Regions from separate parts of the Homo sapiens genome. Here region 2 is linked to region 1. Evidence: read pairs that join two places in POLR2A ChIA-PET (ENCODE). Cell type or tissue: PC-3. All regions are shown on one strand. Each heading gives the region's core, and the rest is flanking DNA. Links, peaks and the distances in the headings are about the cores only. Region 1 overlaps CKLF (chemokine like factor). Region 2 overlaps CMTM4 (CKLF like MARVEL transmembrane domain containing 4).

Region 1 (8,709 bases), core at 1,645-5,644:
TGTGATATGCCAATCATTTACTTAAAAAGCTTTTTATTTCTTTTTTACTTAACATAAATGTAGTTGAAGGGAAAACTCATCTGATTAGGAAATAAAGTAGATGATGTATTATGTAGAAAGTTTAAGGTAGAAGGGGTGCCATGGGAAGTAAAAATGCTCATTTTTAATAACGTAAGAAAATGCAGAGTAGTCTACATTGTATATCAAACTTTAAGTTACTAAATGCAATTAATGCTGGGCGCTGTGGTGCATGTCTGTAATCCCAACACTTTGGGAGTTCAAGACCAGCCTTGCCAACATGGTGAAACTCTGTCTTTATTAAAAAATACAAAAATTAGCCAGGCATGGTGGTGAGCGCCTGTAGTTCCAGCTACTTGGGAGGCTGAGGCAGGAGAATTGCTTGAAGCCAGGAGACGGAGATTGCAGTGAGCCAAGATTGCACCACTGCATTCCAGCCTGGTGGAATTTTTTTTACTCCGTCTCAAAAAAAAAAAGGCAATTAATAAAACTTAAAATAGCACACACTTAAGAGAAAGTGGTAATTTTCAGGAAACCCCCACAGACATCTCTATGCAATGGATGACCAATTATGTTATTATTGCTGATGATATAGCTCATTCGCTTAATACTTTTACAAAGTAAAAATCAGTTTCATTCTTAACTGTGATGTCAAGAAGTGCAATTTTACATTTTTAAAATGGATGTGTAGCGTGGGAAAGGTAAACTGTCTAGCTGAGAAAGGTTTATGTATGTTTGCAGATAACCACAGGCAGGAAGGAATAACCCAAATAGCAAACTGCAAAACCCTGGTAATTTAGAAAAGCAGTTATTAGAAAGAAAGTAGGAACAGGTTCAATGGGGGTAGGGCAAGATCAGATATACTTAGGAAGAAAAAAGTTCTCATTTGTAGGAGATACTGAGACAACTATTCTAGGTTAACTCTCTTCTGTGTTGGATATTTGCTCTGCTTCAAAAGGCAACAGACCACACTCCTACTTCAGACAGGCAGCCTGCCTCCTGTGAGCAATCTGGGCAAGGGTTTATAGATGGCTTTGGATCAAAGTGGTGTTCTAGGGAGTGCAGAGAACCACAGGGGGAAAAAAAAAGATATGCCTGCCCCGAAACACCAATGATCCTCAAGAGTAATTTAGACCATTTATTTTATATTAAAAATGAAAACATCTATATGCCACAGAGTAGAATGTAAACTTAATTACAAAAATAGGGATTTCAAAGGAATTCTGAGCCTATGCTTAGATACCTCCTCAAAGCCATGGGTTGACTGGCTTTTTGTGTTTTCTGTCATTTGGGGCTCTCGGGGGGGAACAATCAGAGAAGGCCTGCTCTACAGACTGTTATCAGGGACAACAACTTTGGGACAATTTGAATGGAGATGACCAAGCCCTCTCCTAGTTAGCAAAGGCAGTGGCTAGCAGATGGAGGTACTTCTAAGTTACCTTTTCCCCACCTACAGATTAATTGGAACAGTCAGCCATCTCTGTGTCCTACACTTTAGGTAACATCCCCAGGCAACTTCTCCACCTGTGCTCTGGCTCCAATTCTACTCTGCAGGGACCTCACTCTATTCATTACTTTTATTTGTCCCTGGCCATATTTCCTCAGTTCAGAGATGACCCCTCTAGTTGTCTCTTTCCTTGCCTGCTCAGTCCTACAACTTTCCTGTCACTTGCCCACTGGAGGCAAACTCCTCTGGAAAAGGTCACCAGGGGGCAGAGAGAGAGAGAAAGTGTGTGTGTGTGTGTGTGTGTGTGTGTGTGTGTGTGTGTATACTTATCTTTCTGTTTAAATGTGTCCATTCTTCTTGAAATGTATTCCCATCTTGGCTTCGGTGACACCAGTCACACTTGGGTGCTCTCCTGCCTTTTCTGGCCACTCCTCATCTCATATGTTGGCGTTTCCCAGTTTTACCTTCAGCTCTCTCTACACTCTCTCTGAGCTATTGTGGCCAGTCCGAGCTCAGTTAATATCACGAGGTGATGATTCCTAAAACGGCAGCTCTAGCTCCTCTTAAGTTTCACACCATTTCTGAATATCTCCATATGAATATCTTTTAAGTAACTAAAATCTAGTATTTATCAAGCTAAACTCATTACATACTGCTCTCCTGCACCCTTCCTTAAACATATTCTTCCTCTCTCAGTATCCTCTCAAGACATGGAGGCTGATCATCTGATCATGCTACTCTCCTACTTAAAAACCTCCAAAAACTCCCATTAGCCTTTGGGTTAAAGTCCACAGCACACAAACCCTTGTATGCCCTGACCCTGTTTTCACAAACCTCACTCTTGCCCCAGCTCTTGTTCACAACTCAATACCCAACCATTCAGATACACCTGCAGGTCCTGGAGGGTCATGCTCTTTCTCCACCTAGACCCTCACATATGCTGCTGCTTTTCTAGCAGAAAAGCACTTTCCCTTCCCTGTATCAGTCATCTGCTAACTACGTTTCATCCTTCAGCCCTCAGTTTGGGCACTTTTTCTTCACAGCCTACTGTGACTTGGTCCCTTTCCCTTGCTGGGTTGCATCCACGCCATCCTAGGTGTATATCTCTCATAGCACCTATATTCTCTGTGTTGCTTCCTGGGTGCATTTAAAGTTTCTGAGGTACAAGGTTTTTGTTTTGTCTTAACCAAAGAACCAATTACAGAATCTAGGATTAGCAAATACTTAACATTTGCTGAATAAATAATTTCATTAGATCAAGATCAGAAAGGATTCTGGGTTTCGTAATGGAGCAAAAACTTAGTTACCCATATAACACCCCATTTCTAAGAGATACAATATCAGTAAAGTTTGATCCTTAGAGATTTGGGGACTATTCCTTTCAGTGTGCTACATATAAGCTACTCTCTCTCAGTGTATTCTGTTACACTCCTGGCTCCCAGTTTATTACTGGGACATGTAAGAAACTCCAAGGAATTATGTTTGGAAAAAAAGAAAGGCTAAAATGTGTTAGTTTTATTAAACTCTAGAGAAGCAGAGTGTGAAAAGCAACTATACAAGACCTAGAGGATGTGGACCAGTGTTCATTATCCTCTTGAAGAAATCTTTAGAAAAATTTAGTTTAACCCTTTCTGCCACTAAATGAGGGCCAACTGAGGAAGACTTTGTAATCTCTTCTCCTAGACCTCCCTCCAACGAAGTCCAGCTCTGAAGTGTACATCAAGTAGTTTTGAGAGGAGAGGTTCTATGAAGATCCTATTTCCCAGCTTTTCCCTTTTAGGACTTTTAAAAAGCTTATGATTTGCCTGAAATGCTTGCCACTGGCCTTGAAGGTGGTTCCAGAAGGTACCATTTAAAGGCATGCTTATGGTTTAAGAATAGCTCTAAAGTCTTTTCTTGTTAATAGGAATTATCAGCTTGGATATTAGCACTGTGGCATCCAAGAGGATGAGACCACTGCAGCCAAGGAAGACATGGCAGCAATCAGTCCAGCCAAAGAGGAGAAGGGCAGCAGGGGGATTCAGGAGGGAGACCTACAGAGACAGGATGCTGGGAATGAGACTTGCAAGAGGACAGAGGAGAAGTCACTCAGTTTTTCTTAGAATCAGCTTCTAGTCCAGGCTGAGGGGCTGCATACATCTTAACGAATAACTTCAATCTGCCCAATTTGACAGTTTTCAGAACCATCTGGGCATTCCACTGGGCAGTTATTCCTAATTATATGAGTATGGCAGGTTACAGTCTATATACTATGAAATATAAGAGGTGCCAACATTATTTAGTAATAACTACAGATATTTTCAAGTGAGATAACATTGTACTTTAGCCTCCCCAATTAGTTTGATTTTCCATTTAGTGACCAAAGATGTGCAAGGATAGATACTTGTGTATCTGTCTCCATCTCTATCCCAATTTTGAGGCCATATTAACATGCATCCAAATAGGTAATAAAGATTAAGAATGCACTACAATTTTGTTAACATGGTCCTAAATTTAAATTTCTTTAGAAGATCTATCCAAGTGAATTCTAACAGAAGCGTCAGCCACATCTACTGATAGATGGTGCAGAGAACTTATGCTCTGTGGCTGCCCTGCATCCTTGAGACCCTCTCCCAAAGCAATACAGGGCACATTAGCAATGGGTAGAGCTCCTCCTTCCTAAGCCTAACAGAGATTACCTTAAAGGTTTAAGAGAAGCAAAAAACAGAGTTCATTAGAATATCTCACTATGGTAGGAAAAAGTAAAATTTAAGGATGAAACTGAACACTTACAAGCAAAGGCCAAAATAACCACTTCATTAATCGATCAAGTCTGAGTACATATAAAAGTATGAAAAATAAGATAACGGTGACTTCAAATCCAGTGATAACAATATATGGTTCAGGGGCTTGTGCGATGATAAAAAAGGTCATAGATGTCACAGTTAGTGCCTAGAAGAAAAAAACCCACGATTTATTCAGTGACAACTGAATACAAATTTAAACTGTAAAAATGACAATTTCTAAAATAATAGGCTGGGCACAGTGGGTCATGCCTATAATCCCAGCATTTTGGGAGGCTGAGGTAGGAGGATCGCTTGAAGCTAGGAGTTCAAGACCAGCCTGGGCAACATAAGGAGACCTCATCTCCAAATAAACAAAAATAACCAGATACTGGGGTTTCTGCCATATACACACACATATAAAACAGCCATGCCTAAAGTGTATGATATTGACTTCTCTTTGTCTTTTAGAGGACTGGGTATTCCTCTCTGTTTTAAGTCCAATTAATTATTCCTCTTGTGCTTCTGACACTATCACTTCCCACATCAGTTCTCTTGATGTTTTTCCACCAAGTACCTCCGTTCCCCCTTGTACTTTCAATCTGTCCTCTGCTAGCTCCTTTTCTCATCATCCTAGAAACATCTCAGTTGTGTTCTTTTAAAATACACACACACATACTCCTTCCTTTTATCCTGCTCCCCACAGAAACCCTTGTTCTGTTTTCTACTGTTGTTATGCTTCTTCAAAAAGTCTGTATACTGGCTGTCTATAATTTCTTACCATCCATTTATCACTCCTTAATTCTTAACAATCTGGAGTCTACTGTCAGATTTAAACTTAGAATGCTGCCATGAAAAATACTGAGGAGCAAAGTTCAAAACAAATTGTCAGGGTGGGCGCGGTGGCTCATGCCTGTAATCCCAGCACTTTGGGAGGCCAAGGCAGGCAGATCGCCTGAGGTCAAGAGTTTGAGACCAGCCTGGCCAACATGGTGAAACCTTGTCTCTACTAAAAATACAAAAATTATCCAGGTGTGGTAGCAGGTGCCTGTAATCCCAGCTACTCGGGTGGCTGAGGCAGGAGAATCGCTTGAACCCAGGATGCGGGGGTTGCAGTGAGCTGAGATGCCACTGCACTCCAGCCTGGGTGATAGAGCTAGACCCTGTCTCAAAAACAAAAACAAAAAAAATTGTCAGAGAAAAACAATTCTGATGTTTAATAGCTTTATTACCAAAGTACCATTTTTTACACACCCCACCTAAACAATGCAATCAGAATCTATGCTATTTTAAGTGGAAAAAAAAACATAAAAAACTCTGAAATTTCTTCATTTCCAAATGAAGATACAGAACATGGCAATGTTAAGTGAAAAAAATAGCTGGTGGGTCCCAGGGGAGTTCTGTCAATGTTCTTAGGAAATAAAGCTCTTTCCAAAGCTCTGTGTTTTTGGTAAATGGTTTGGTCAAGAGTCTTCCCTGGCTAGACTTTTAAAATATCCTGTCAGCTGGTAACATATACATACTCATTTTAAGTCCATATAGGTTACTTATTCATAATTCTTCCAATTACTTTATTAGCATAAATATGCCTTTCTTTTAAACTTCTAAACTGATCAGTTTGATTACAAATAACTAGTTACTAAGTAACTTCATTCTTTATAATTAATATAATTACTATTAGCAACACATAATCTCAAACTACTCCAATTACTCTATTGGACCAAGGTCTTCAGCCCACAGATTATGAAATGAAGGGCCACTTTTTCAGTCCCTATCCTCTGTAACCTTTTTCATCATGGTGATTTGCACTGGTGATTACTCCATTTCCTTAAACCTTTCTATGGTTTCTGTCAAACTGTGTTCTCCTGTGATTTATATTTACAGTTCTTACATCTTTCCTAAGCTCCTGGCCTTTGTTTCCAGTTATCTTTTACATATCTCACTAATAATATTTCAGACATTACCACTCTATGGATATTGCTTTTGCTAACATCAGTGATTTCAGAAATACTAAATTTAATGAATGCTTTTTTCTTTTTTTCCAGTACTTTGAGCTGCTGTTTTACAATGAACATTTTTCATTCCTTATCCTAGTGGACCCCTATGACGTTATTGCCATTGGCTGTCCTTCCCCTACTAGTGTTTTCTTTTGGCTCCCGTGTCAGTTCTCCGAGATTTTAAACCTCCGCGACTGTTCTCTCTTGGTGGGTTCTTCTCCTTTTATTCTCCCCTGTAAAATGCTGTCATTCTCATTCCACTCAATGAGTCTGGGTCTCTAACCCAGGTCCATTCTCCACATTTCACACCAAGTAGCCATTTAGAATCCCTATCTGGATAACCTACAGGAATCTCAATTCACCATGTCTAAAACTGAAATCCCGCCCCTTCCTCCTGGATTCACAACCTCAACTGGTGGTACCACAATCTACCTTATCACCCATGCCAGGAACCTAAGATCACTGTTCCTACCCATTCCCCAACTGATCAATAATCGGGTCCTGCTAACTTAATGCCTAAACATTTTGGGCACTCCCTCCTCTTCATCCTTACAACTACTGCCTTTCATCGTCTTTTCCATGAACTATCATGATGAAATTTCTAACATGCAAATTTGTTTACGCATTTCTTCATCTATTTAAAATTCTTCAGTGGCTCTCCAGGGTCTTTAGAGCCTGCTTCTCACCATGTTTTCAAGATCTTCCACAATTTGGCTCCTGTCTACTTCTTGAGAAAAGACTTGCTTCACAATTTATCCACATGAATCAAACTCCTGATCCTTTTTTCACATTTGCTTTATCAATAGGCTGTCTCATCTCAGTGGATGGTGACTCCATCCTTCCAGTTGCTTAGACCAAAAACTTCAGAAGCTGTCTTGGACTCCTCTTTTTCCCCACATCTGGCTCATCAGCAAATCTTGTTGGTGCTACTTTCAAAATATTACATCCCAAATGTGGCCACTTCTTATTACCTGCTTTGCTACCACCAGCCACCATCATCATTTCTTGCCCAGATTACTGCAATTGGTCTCCTTGGTTTTACCTTTGCCCCTGCAGCAATCCCCTTCTGTCCTTCCCTACCAATCTACTGTTAACATAGCAGCTAGTATATTTTTGTTTGTTTTTGAGACGGAGGCTCACTTTGTCACCCAGGCTGGAGTGCAGTGGGGTGATTTTGGCTTACCTCAACCTCTGTCTCTCCGGTTCCAGTGATTCTCCTGCCTCAGCCTCCCGAGTAGCTGAGATTACAGGCATACGCCACCATGCCTGGCTAATTTTTTTTGTATTTTTAGTAGAGATGGGGTTTCACCATGTTGGTCAGGCTGCTGGAACTCCTGACTTCAAATGATCTGCCTGCCTTGGCCTCCTAAAGTGCTGGGATTACAGGGTGAGCCACCGGGCCTGGCCTAGTATACTTTTAAAATGTAAGTTAGATCATATACTTTACTTAAAACCTTCCTCATCTTCACTCACTCACCCCAGTCCAGTTACGCTGGTTTCCTTGCTCTTTCTTGATGCCTTCCCACACATTCCTGCCATAAGGCCACTGCACTGGATTTTCTCTGCTTCAAACACTCTTCTTCCAGGTATTCTCATAGCTAACTCCCTCATTTCACTCAAATCTTTGATCAGATGTCATCTCAACAAAGCCTAGAATTCTATTCATTACGCAACTTTTCTCTGCAACTCCTTCCCCGCCTTACACTCCCTTACCTGGCTTTTACTTTTCTCGTTCCACTGCACGTACCACCTTCTAGAATACTAAAATTTATTGTGTTTGCTTCCCCTGCCCTCCCATCCCAATAATGTGTACTCCACGAGGGCAGGGATCTTTGTTTTTTTTCACTAGTATTTTTCAAGAGCCTGGAATAGTGCCTGGCACATGACAGGCATTACACAGATTATTTGTTGAATAAATGAGGTAACACTCAACTTCTTATATTTCTCTGCATCAATTGTGCTATTTTTTGCCTCCATGCCTTTACTCAGGTGGCTCTTAGATCCAACCCTAGATTGCTCTAGGAAGAGCTTTTTTCTGACACCTCTCCTTGGTTAGACGCCTCGCTTCTGTGTTCTATCTCCATCTTATCACATATCTTAACTATCTGCTCATGTGTCTGTCTCATAATTAAACTGAAGAACTCCATGAGTCAGGGATTTTTGTCCTGGTTCGTCTTTGCTGTTCCAGCTCCTAGCCCAGAGTTTGGACCATATTAAGTATTCAAATGGTTTGTTGAGAGAATTAATATATCAAAAACTAACCATTCTCACAGGACCATTCTCACATGGTTCCCCCTTCAGTGTTCAAGATCTTTCCTTTTTCAGTGTTCAAGATCCCAGACCTTCTGGTCACTTTTGCCCTGAGTATTTACTCCCAATCAAAAGTTATTTCTCCTTCCCTCAACTCCAGAGTGGTTTCTAAACCTCTTATGTATCTCAACTTACATGATATGAAAGCTACTTCTCACAATCACAGACTTTTGGT
Region 2 (8,709 bases), core at 1,984-5,983, 60 kb before region 1:
CATTTAGCAGTCACATGACATTTCAAGGTGGAAATGCCACGGCAGGTGGGGACCAGATAATGTAGGACTTCCCCTCTCCATGCCCTGCATTTCTGTATTGTTCTCAGTTTATGAGGAACAGTTATCCTTTTTGTAATGGGGGGATTAAAAGGTTTATAAATGATTAAACGAACTGCTCTCCCAGGTGCCACTCAGGCGATTTGTAAGTCTTAATAATTAAAACTCTGTGCTTCTTACTCTGGAGCTGCTTACTTGGAGCTGCCCCATGAGAGGCAGGTGTGGGATGGGGGCTGTGATGTGGAACATTGGCCCTGTGGCTTGATTTGGGACCCACATGCGAAACCCTGATTTTCTGTCTATGTTACATTTTGTCTGCACTGTATTTTCTCATCTGGGACCAGAGGCCCTGAAGTTGCAGTAAAAGAGGTACTTTTGTGATTTATTTTTTTATACGTCCAAAATACTTCAAAAGAAACCTTAGGCTGTCTTTAGGTCAGGCAAGATTTTCTGTGTGTCACATGACTAGAGACTCAGCTGTGGTGTGACAGCCACACATCCAGCAGGGCTGGGCACAGGCTTCCCTTTGACTCTGAGCCACCCCGTCATATGTATTTGAAACAAGACTTTAGATCAAATGGGGCTGCTGAGAGGGGGAAGAGATCAAGGAATGAAGGCACAGGGTTGTAATGATCAGCTGGCAGAGCAGGAAGGGGCTGCATGTGGCTTGGGTCACCACAGAAGCCTTGAGGGGCCAGGCCACGTGCCCGAGGACTAACTGTGCTGGTGTGTTTTTAGATATTTGGCTTCTTGGCGACTGCGGCATATGCAGTGAACACATTCCTGGCAGTGCAGAAATGGAGAGTCAGCGTCCGCCAGCAGAGCACCAATGACTACATCCGAGCCCGCACGGAGTCCAGGGATGTGGACAGTCGCCCTGAGATCCAGCGCCTGGACACGTGAGGACCTGCCTGGATCCTCCTCCCTCCCGTCCTCGTGCCTGTCTCTCAGTCAAGTTTTCTTTCCCTTGTCCTGTCAGATTTCCATGTGATTCAGTTGAATTTTGTCCTCTTTGGTAAAAGTTCATTTTGGGAAAGGGTTTCCCGAGTGGCCCAGTGGGCGGGTCCGCGGTGGAGTTGGGAGGCCCACGTTCCTCAGCGTTTGGGGCTGTGGAGCAGCCGGCGTCACTGCCCAGGTCCACTTGAGGTCTTACCTGCCCTGAAGCACAGGCTTCCTTTGACTCTGAGCCACCTTGTCGTGTGTATTTGTAACAAGACTTTGGATTAAATGGGGCTGCTAAGAGGGGGGAAATATGAAGGAATGAAGGGACAGCATTGGAACGGTCAGTCGGCAGTGGTTCTCAGGCAGCCTTAGGCACCACCTGCTCCAAGTCAGTGTTGAGTCTGCGTGCTGGGATCCAGCCCACTCCTCATCTTCCATGCCAGGGCCCCCAGGCAGCCAGCACCAGCCCAAAGGCCACAGGGCTGGGGAAAGCTGATGTCCTGTTAGGATGGCTCCCAGGGACCTCTGACTCAAGGAAGGGTGACCTTTTGTTTCCTACTCTGCTGAGAAATCACTTGATTCTTCCTCAAATGAATCACCTTCCTGAACCCCAGATTCTTCTCCAGGAATATGGGGGCCATCTTGTTATGGGGACTATCTTGTTTTCCAGTTTCCTGCCTACCCTAAATACTTTGAGGCTGAATTGCAGATTTTCAGTCATTTTACCTTCTCAGGTAAAAGCCATGAAAGAAACAAGCCTACTCCACCAGCCAAAGCACTTGCCCATTTGCTGGCTTCATGAACCGCAGGTGGGAGGTGTTTGTGTTAAAAAACAGCATGCACACGCGTGCGCGCACACATGCACACACACACCCCTCTATTTTAGGGATGTGTGCTAATTTTCTAAATGCCTGCAAAGAGTTCTAAAATGATTCTGAGCAGATTCGTCTAGGATTTGAAAATACTTGAATTTGCACCAGAACACACCCTTCCACCCATGTTTCAGAAGGCACTAATTGTCGCTTTGGGCGCCTCAGTGTCATAACTGTAGACATCATTCTTGGGAGTTGTTGGGGGGAAAAATCCTAGCTACTTAAGGTTTCTGATTGATTCTTGATAAAGTGAAGATTATTGTGTGTGGTGAATGAGTTCAGTGAGTCCCCATGATGCAGTAGTTTTTTTAAAAAATTAGAGAGTAATTATATCTTTTATGGAAAAAAGTTGTTTTAGTTTGTCAGGTTTTCCCTCTTTGAACTGTTTTTAATGTTTACAAACCTCACTTTAGCTCTAACATTTTGTGTTTAGCCCTCACCAAAAAGCACTTACTGTGGCAGGAAGATTTTGCAGTAACATGGAGAAATCCCCAAGATCAAGTGCTGACAAATGTTGACAGCTTTAGCAGCGTACTGTGTAATAAATAACTCCGAGGGGGCGGCGGGGGGTCTGTGCAAGAAAGCGTCACCTTATGGACATGTGGCGTCTCATTCCCCAGAAAAGGACAGCATCTGAGCTCACAGTGTTGATCAGGCAACACTGCTGGGCTGGGGGTCGGAGTTGGGGTTAGCTTCCTGCACCAACACCTTCAGTACGATCTGAGTTGGGAGCAGTGTCCCAGGCTATGTGGCTGAGCACCACGTCTGCCTCAGGGGCTGACCCTGCTAGCCTGTTAACAACTCGTCTCCCCTCTGCTCCCACAGAGAGGGCAGCCAGGCCAGCTCACAGCTGGGTGTGCTGCCTGTCAGGTCTGTTGAGTGTGTTTGCAAAGTCAAAATTGGGCTTATCTCTCTTTGAGAGTTCCTTTTAAAATAGGGCCACAAAGGCTCAGCCTTGCATTAAATGGGGCCCACTTGGAAGGACCATCCTGAGCTTTATCAGAAATCTCCTGCTGGGAATCATGTTACTTGGCCCCCAAAAAAGGCCATCTTTGAAGTGAGATTGAAAACAAGAACACCATTCAGGTGGGCTTGTTGCCCAAGTTTTCCCAGCTCACTTCAGTAAAACCACTTGATCATCTGGTGAAAGAGGGGGGCAGGTGGTTGGCCTCCTGAGGATATGTTGTCAGCTGCAAGAAATAGTTCTGAAGTCACTGAAACTAAATGCAGATGAATGACCAAAAAGGATGACACGCCAGAGAGTGACTTAGGAGTTAATTTGCATCTTCGTGATAGACTCTTCAGAATTATTTATGTCCCTGTAACTATTTAATATCCTTTGTGCCGTGAGGCTCCTCGGTGGTTTTGTAAATGTTCTCCTTGTATTTAATTAACTCCCACTAGAACCGGAAGTGGTGCTATGGACGCTTTCTAGTTGATGTAATGTGTGGTTGCACATGTCATCATGTATAGACCACGTGGTGACGAAAGTTCTGGAGGGAATAGGGTTATCCAAGGTGAATATGAAGACGCCTATATTTTTCTTATATTGCCTCTATATGCAAACAGAAGACAATCGATATCTGGGGGCCTTAAAATGACCTCTTGGCAAATTGAAGGAAGCGTTTTTGCGTTTAATAGTTTCAATAGGGACCAATATCAGTTTGGTTTGGGGCATTTGAAGGCTGAGCGACCTTAGTTTTTCTCAGTGTTCTGGTGGGACGATATTGGTTTTCACATTTAAAGCAAAACTTGAAGAAACTGCAGTTGCTGTGTGCATTTGGGTTTTTTCCTGGACACTGTACAGCTGAAACCCTCAAGCATTTGGTGGAACCTCTGGTGGTTTTAGATGGATGCAAACACTGATGTCCTCAGAGAAAGTTTATTTTGGCACTGATTGGGTGGATTTGGTATTTTTTCCCTCTGATTCTCTTTGATATCCTTCTTTCACACTGCTGAAGGCATGGGAGGGAAATATGTTTTCCCTGCCTTAAAGAGGGATTACAGTCATGAAAGGCTGGAGATACTTGTTGGCCCCACATAAAGCTGGGAAGAACAGATGCAGTTTCAGATTAAAATCTCGTCAGAGAAGTTTGATTTGAAGTAAACAGCCATCCGAGGGAGGTGACTTTTGTCTACAGAAAAAGCAAGAATGTGGCAGCCTGCACAGCCCCAATACACATCTTCCTTGGCAATGTGAGCTGAAGCCAGCATGGGCAAGTCCGGCCCAGCTCTGAGCGCTTGGCCCTGGGAAGCCAGCGGCACCCCCAGCCCTTCGGGCCCTGTTACTGTCCCCTGGCAGGAAGGCTCACGCCTGTGGGCAGCCAGGGAATGTGTCTGACCTCCACCCTATGTCGGGTGCTTCTGGGACAGCTTCGTGACTCAGTTGAAAACATTCTGACTCTCTTCAAGTTTGCAGTTACATCTGTGGTTCTTGGAAGCTGTCCTAGTGAGTCAGCCTTGGGTTAAGCCTGAGGAGACCAAGCTCCAACACCTTTGTGCACTCATGTACGTGAATTCTTGCTTGCAGTGAATGAGACCTGAACAACCCTAGTGGGTGCCATGTCCTGCGTGTGGCCCAGGCGTACCTTTTCTTGTAGATTCACATGAGAAACCCGTCACCTATCCATGTGCTCTGAGAGGTGGACTGAGGTCTAATCCCTTTCTGTGCCAGATTTTCTGTGGGTTGGTCTTAGCACCTAGGAGATGAATAGAGCATGGAGACACCTGAACAATTTAGTGATTCTGCAAGGCAGTGATGATTTAAGGGTTCCTATTGTCTCATCTGTGTTCAAAACAAAACAGTCATGAAGTCTTTGTGCCACTGCCTGACTGTCATCTTCTCCAGATCTTGTTTACAGAGTAATAATGACGTTAAACAGGTATCAGAAAGGGGAAAAAGTTTCTAGGCCAAGAGCTGCTGGTGGATTCTCTTGAGCAGAATAACAAGTTGCTTCCTGCTCCAGGGACTGCCATTAGCTTGTGAAGTCTCTAGGTGCCTTGTTATTTCCTAGTGAAGTTGCAGAATCCAGGGTTTTTTCCAGGTTTGTCTTATTTTATCAGCACCCACGTCCAGGCCCAACAGCTTGGTAGGCTGGTGAGGTCCACACACGGCCAGGTCTGGGAGATAAGGGAGGAAGCAGTGGCCTGGAACACCCCACCTGTCTGCTATCAGCACTAGACAGCTCAGGCTGTCTTGGAAACGTGTACTTTGTTAACTGCCTTCCTGTCCTCTTGTCTTTGAAAGCTGTCTCGCGTTCCACAGTCAGCTTGAGGGCAAGAGTGGGATGCTGGGGACAGGTCTTTCCCGTCCTGTGGGTGAGCTCCTGGCATCTGGCTCAGGAACATGTGGGTCCAGCAGGTGACTCTGAAGCTGGCTTGGCTGCCATCTCAGACAGGACGCAGGCCTGACACCCTCAGCTTTTAGCTTTGTAAACTTCCCTGGCGCTTTGTAGAATCTTGTGTTTCTTCTCTTCTCAGCAGATATCATTCAAGTCACAAGAACTGTCTGGTTGAGAAAGTAATTTAAAATATTTGACCTTTTATGTTTCTTTTATTTAGAAACTGTGAGAGAAAATACCGTCAATATCTGTTAGGTCTAGAAAAATTTTCTTCCGAAAGTGAATGTTCTGTTTAATTCTTCTTCATGCAAGTGAGTGGCATTTTGTACACTCTTTAGCTTGAAGCGGAGTGGGTCCTATTGTATTTTCCCTTCTTTTGTCTGGAATATATTCTTTTTCCATTTGGATACAGTTTTTCAACCTTTGGGATTTTTTTTTCCTTTCTAGTTTTTCCTACTCCACAAACGTAACAGTAAGGAAAAAATCACCCACAAACCTGCTGAGTTTGAATCACTGGCAACTTGCCTAGAAAAGTTCAGATGATGGGTCCTTGAACTGTGTATCTATTTCATAGGGTAAGTTTGTTGTCTATGTTTGTTTTTTTATGCTGAGGCTTTAATTCAGGTGACTTGCTATCTAGACACCTGGGGTGGCGTGTTTTCTTTGGGATGCATAATACACAAAGGCCAGGGAGCCTTTGGCTTGGACCCCCAGGGAGCTATTGAAACTTTTAAAGTTTGAGTTTAGGAGTAAGAACATATCTCAGACCACCTTAGTCAGCTTTGCTGATGGGATTTAGGGCCAGGTCAGAGTTTCTTTTCATAACTGCCTGAAAAGAGAGATGGTGTGAAACAAGATTCTGATAATGGTTTGTGTGAGATTTGATCATAGTCTAAAACTATCACGTCTGAGTTGCCTTAGGATGACAGTGCTGACACCCAGTAGGAAGTATCCCATTTTTATCAGGAAAGTCAGTCACGCGTAGGGATGGTGAGGAGACGCGTAGGGATGGTGAGGAGGGGAGAGGAGGGAGACCTGCTGGTGCCCTTGCACCAGGGTGAGGCCTGACTCACGCTGCTTCCCCCCACAGGCCCTGCTTTGCTTGCCTGCTTTTTCCAGAATCGATTTTGCAAGCTTCAAGATTCTGTTCCCCTCTTCGCAGAAGTGAGGAAGGCAAATACTCAGGGTTTGAAGGGAGACCTGGCCGGCCTGAGGGCTGGCAGATGTGAGGGCAGGACACCTGGGATGGACTCGTAGGCTGACCCAGGCCCAAAGGGGGCTGCCTGTTCCCAACTCTTTCACTCTGTAACCCATTTTAAAATGAGTTTTTGAATCTTGCCTCAAATTGACCTACTTGGATAAAATCAGTGCTTTTCCTAACTTGATTTTGTTTGACGTGGTTCCCTCTAAGAGAATGGTAGGAATTGAAACTATTTGTATATGTTGAAATTTGTAGGGGTTCAGGAACCCATGGCAGAAACACTAAACTATTTATTTACAAGTATGACTATTTTTTTTTCAAAGTAGGCAATTCTTTGTATATTTTAAGGCAAATAATCACTTCACCTCTGGTGCCTTCCATGCGTCGCATAAGCACTCTTGTCAATCATGGAATTGGAAAAAAAGATGTACATTTAGTTAAACAAGATAACACTATTTTTGTAGCATGATTTTAGATTGTGTCCTTTTAATATTGTTTTCAACAATGGTAGTTTTGAGGTTTTGGCCATTTTCTCTTTACACTTCGTATGTATTTTAAAGAAGAAAAAAAACAAAAAAAATTCCCTGGCTATTCCTCTTTCCTCTCTGCTGCTGCTTCTCCTGCATCTTGTTCCTGCTTATTTAAATAGTCTGAGAGTAAGAGTATATTTCTGTGAAATAATTATAAGTCAGTATAATTGCATTTGGCATTTTTTAACCACTTGCTCAGTTTGGAGCCACTGCTCACCTCAAACAGTACAAAGAAAGTGGTTCCATATTTTACAAACAGAAGAGTAGCATCAGAGCCCTGACCTCCTGTCTTTGGGTGTAAAATGGTGAGAGGCCGGTGTCCGGCTCCTTCCCCTGTGGTTTGGGCTGGTGAACTGAGCCCAAGTGTATTCTCTGGCCTGGGCCCCTTCCAGAATCAGTGCGAGCGTCCTGCAGAGGCATGGCCTTCCTGCCACTGCAGAGTGGGAAGCTTCCTGGGGGACCTCAGCCAGCTCCGGGGCTCTCATCTTCCACTCGGATCTCAGATTGGTTCGTTGTGGATGCTCTGGCTAGGCTCGGCGGCCTTTTCCAGGCTTCAGGCCTGAACAAAACAGGCTGTTTGCTGTGAGGAGCTAGATGACACCAAGACACAGACACGTACTCTTCACCGGCTCCTTTTGCTTCTCCTTCCTGCAGGACGTGAGTTATGTCTGGTCCCAAAACCCTTGAGTAAACTAGCTGAGCCATTGCAAATGAAGGTACAGATGGATTGAAACATAAAATTGTAGCTTTTGGTGTCCTTCTGAAGGGTCAGAATATGTAATTATTTGATAACCAAGGAAGTCAAGTCAGATGGCTAAGTAGTAACTTTCCAATATGATTTCTCCGTGGTACTTCACCTGGTGGCACTTTTGGGGGGCAATGTTAACAACTATCACATTTTACTCATCAAGTCTCTTTCATTTCGGCAGTTTAAAGACACAACTGTGGGCTTTCTGAGGCGATGCCCGTTGGGCAAACTTAGGTTTATGTGTTTGGTTTTTCAGCTGACGTGGAAGCCCTGGGTGGGCGTCCCCTGGCTGGCCTGGCTTTTGGGTTCAAGTCTGTATGTATGGAGTGGGTTGGGGCCCCAAAGCTTTGCTGCTATTGATTTGTCCCCGACAGCAGGCAAAGCCTCACATTGCCCTCAATTTTCCCCCTTTCATTTGAAGGACCAGTTTTTCATGGTACTTGTCTTGATCTTTTTCATAGTGTTCAAATCTGTATTTTTGTATGTAGAGGGAAATAATTTTCTCAACACTAATCGTTAATAACTATTGTATTAAATTGTCATGAAGGAACTTGTTTAATAAATGGACGTGTAAGGATGTCGTTGTCTCTCCTCACTCTGAGTGGCCTCCTCTGCCCCTTAAACGTTACGGATCCAGTTCCTGAAATAGGGCTGCTGTGTGGAGGTTGAACAGAGCCACGATCCTCAGGGTGGAACAAGGCCTCTGTGACACCAGCTTTGCCGCTTTGCCAGGGCTTACAAGGTGGAATGTAAATTCCACCAGGGGCCTCTCCACTCCTGCACACCCAGCTTTCTTACCCATTTTCAGCACATGTGGTGTGTGACAGTTTGGGTGGAATGTCTTGTCTTTTCCCATCAGCCTGGATAAGAATGCGGACCCGGGTCCTCCAGGGCTGTAGTCCTCTGGGCTGTTATGCAACCAGCTTCCAAACCAGGAGAGCCCCAGGGTTCCGGCTGCCTGAGGCTGCCGTGAGACACTATCCTGATGTGTAAGTGAGAGGGCCCTGGGCCAGTTACC

Evidence for each region. ChIA-PET counts read pairs that join two places held together with the same protein. Peaks named below come from ENCODE experiments on the same cell type or tissue, not always from the same donor. Only the 100,000 strongest peaks of a DNase experiment are listed, where the experiment ranks them.
Region 2: POLR2A ChIA-PET joins it to region 1 with 5 read pairs; 18 of 35 experiments call an interaction of 5 or more read pairs at or near these places.

The regions. Positions count from the first base shown.
Region 1 is chr16:66,553,877-66,562,585 of GRCh38, reverse strand. It overlaps CKLF (chemokine like factor), which reads right to left. Exons shown (of 4, transcript NM_016951.4): 2 at 4,238-4,396. It overlaps CKLF-CMTM1 (CKLF-CMTM1 readthrough), which reads right to left. Exons shown (of 4, transcript NM_001204099.2): 2 at 4,238-4,396. Among named protein-coding and RNA genes, the nearest start is that of CKLF-CMTM1, 5.7 kb to the right of the region's middle. In PC-3, for the core only: no CTCF peak of the experiment used is centred there; no DNase peak of the experiment used is centred there.
Region 2 is chr16:66,614,309-66,623,017 of GRCh38, reverse strand. It overlaps CMTM4 (CKLF like MARVEL transmembrane domain containing 4), which reads left to right. Exons shown (of 4, transcript NM_181521.3): 4 at 796-8,268. The coding sequence ends at 960. Among named protein-coding and RNA genes, the nearest start is that of CMTM3, 14 kb to the right of the region's middle. RefSeq lists an enhancer at 2,635-3,136. In PC-3, for the core only: no CTCF peak of the experiment used is centred there; a DNase peak (open chromatin) is centred at 4,287; H3K27ac peaks cover 1,324 bases.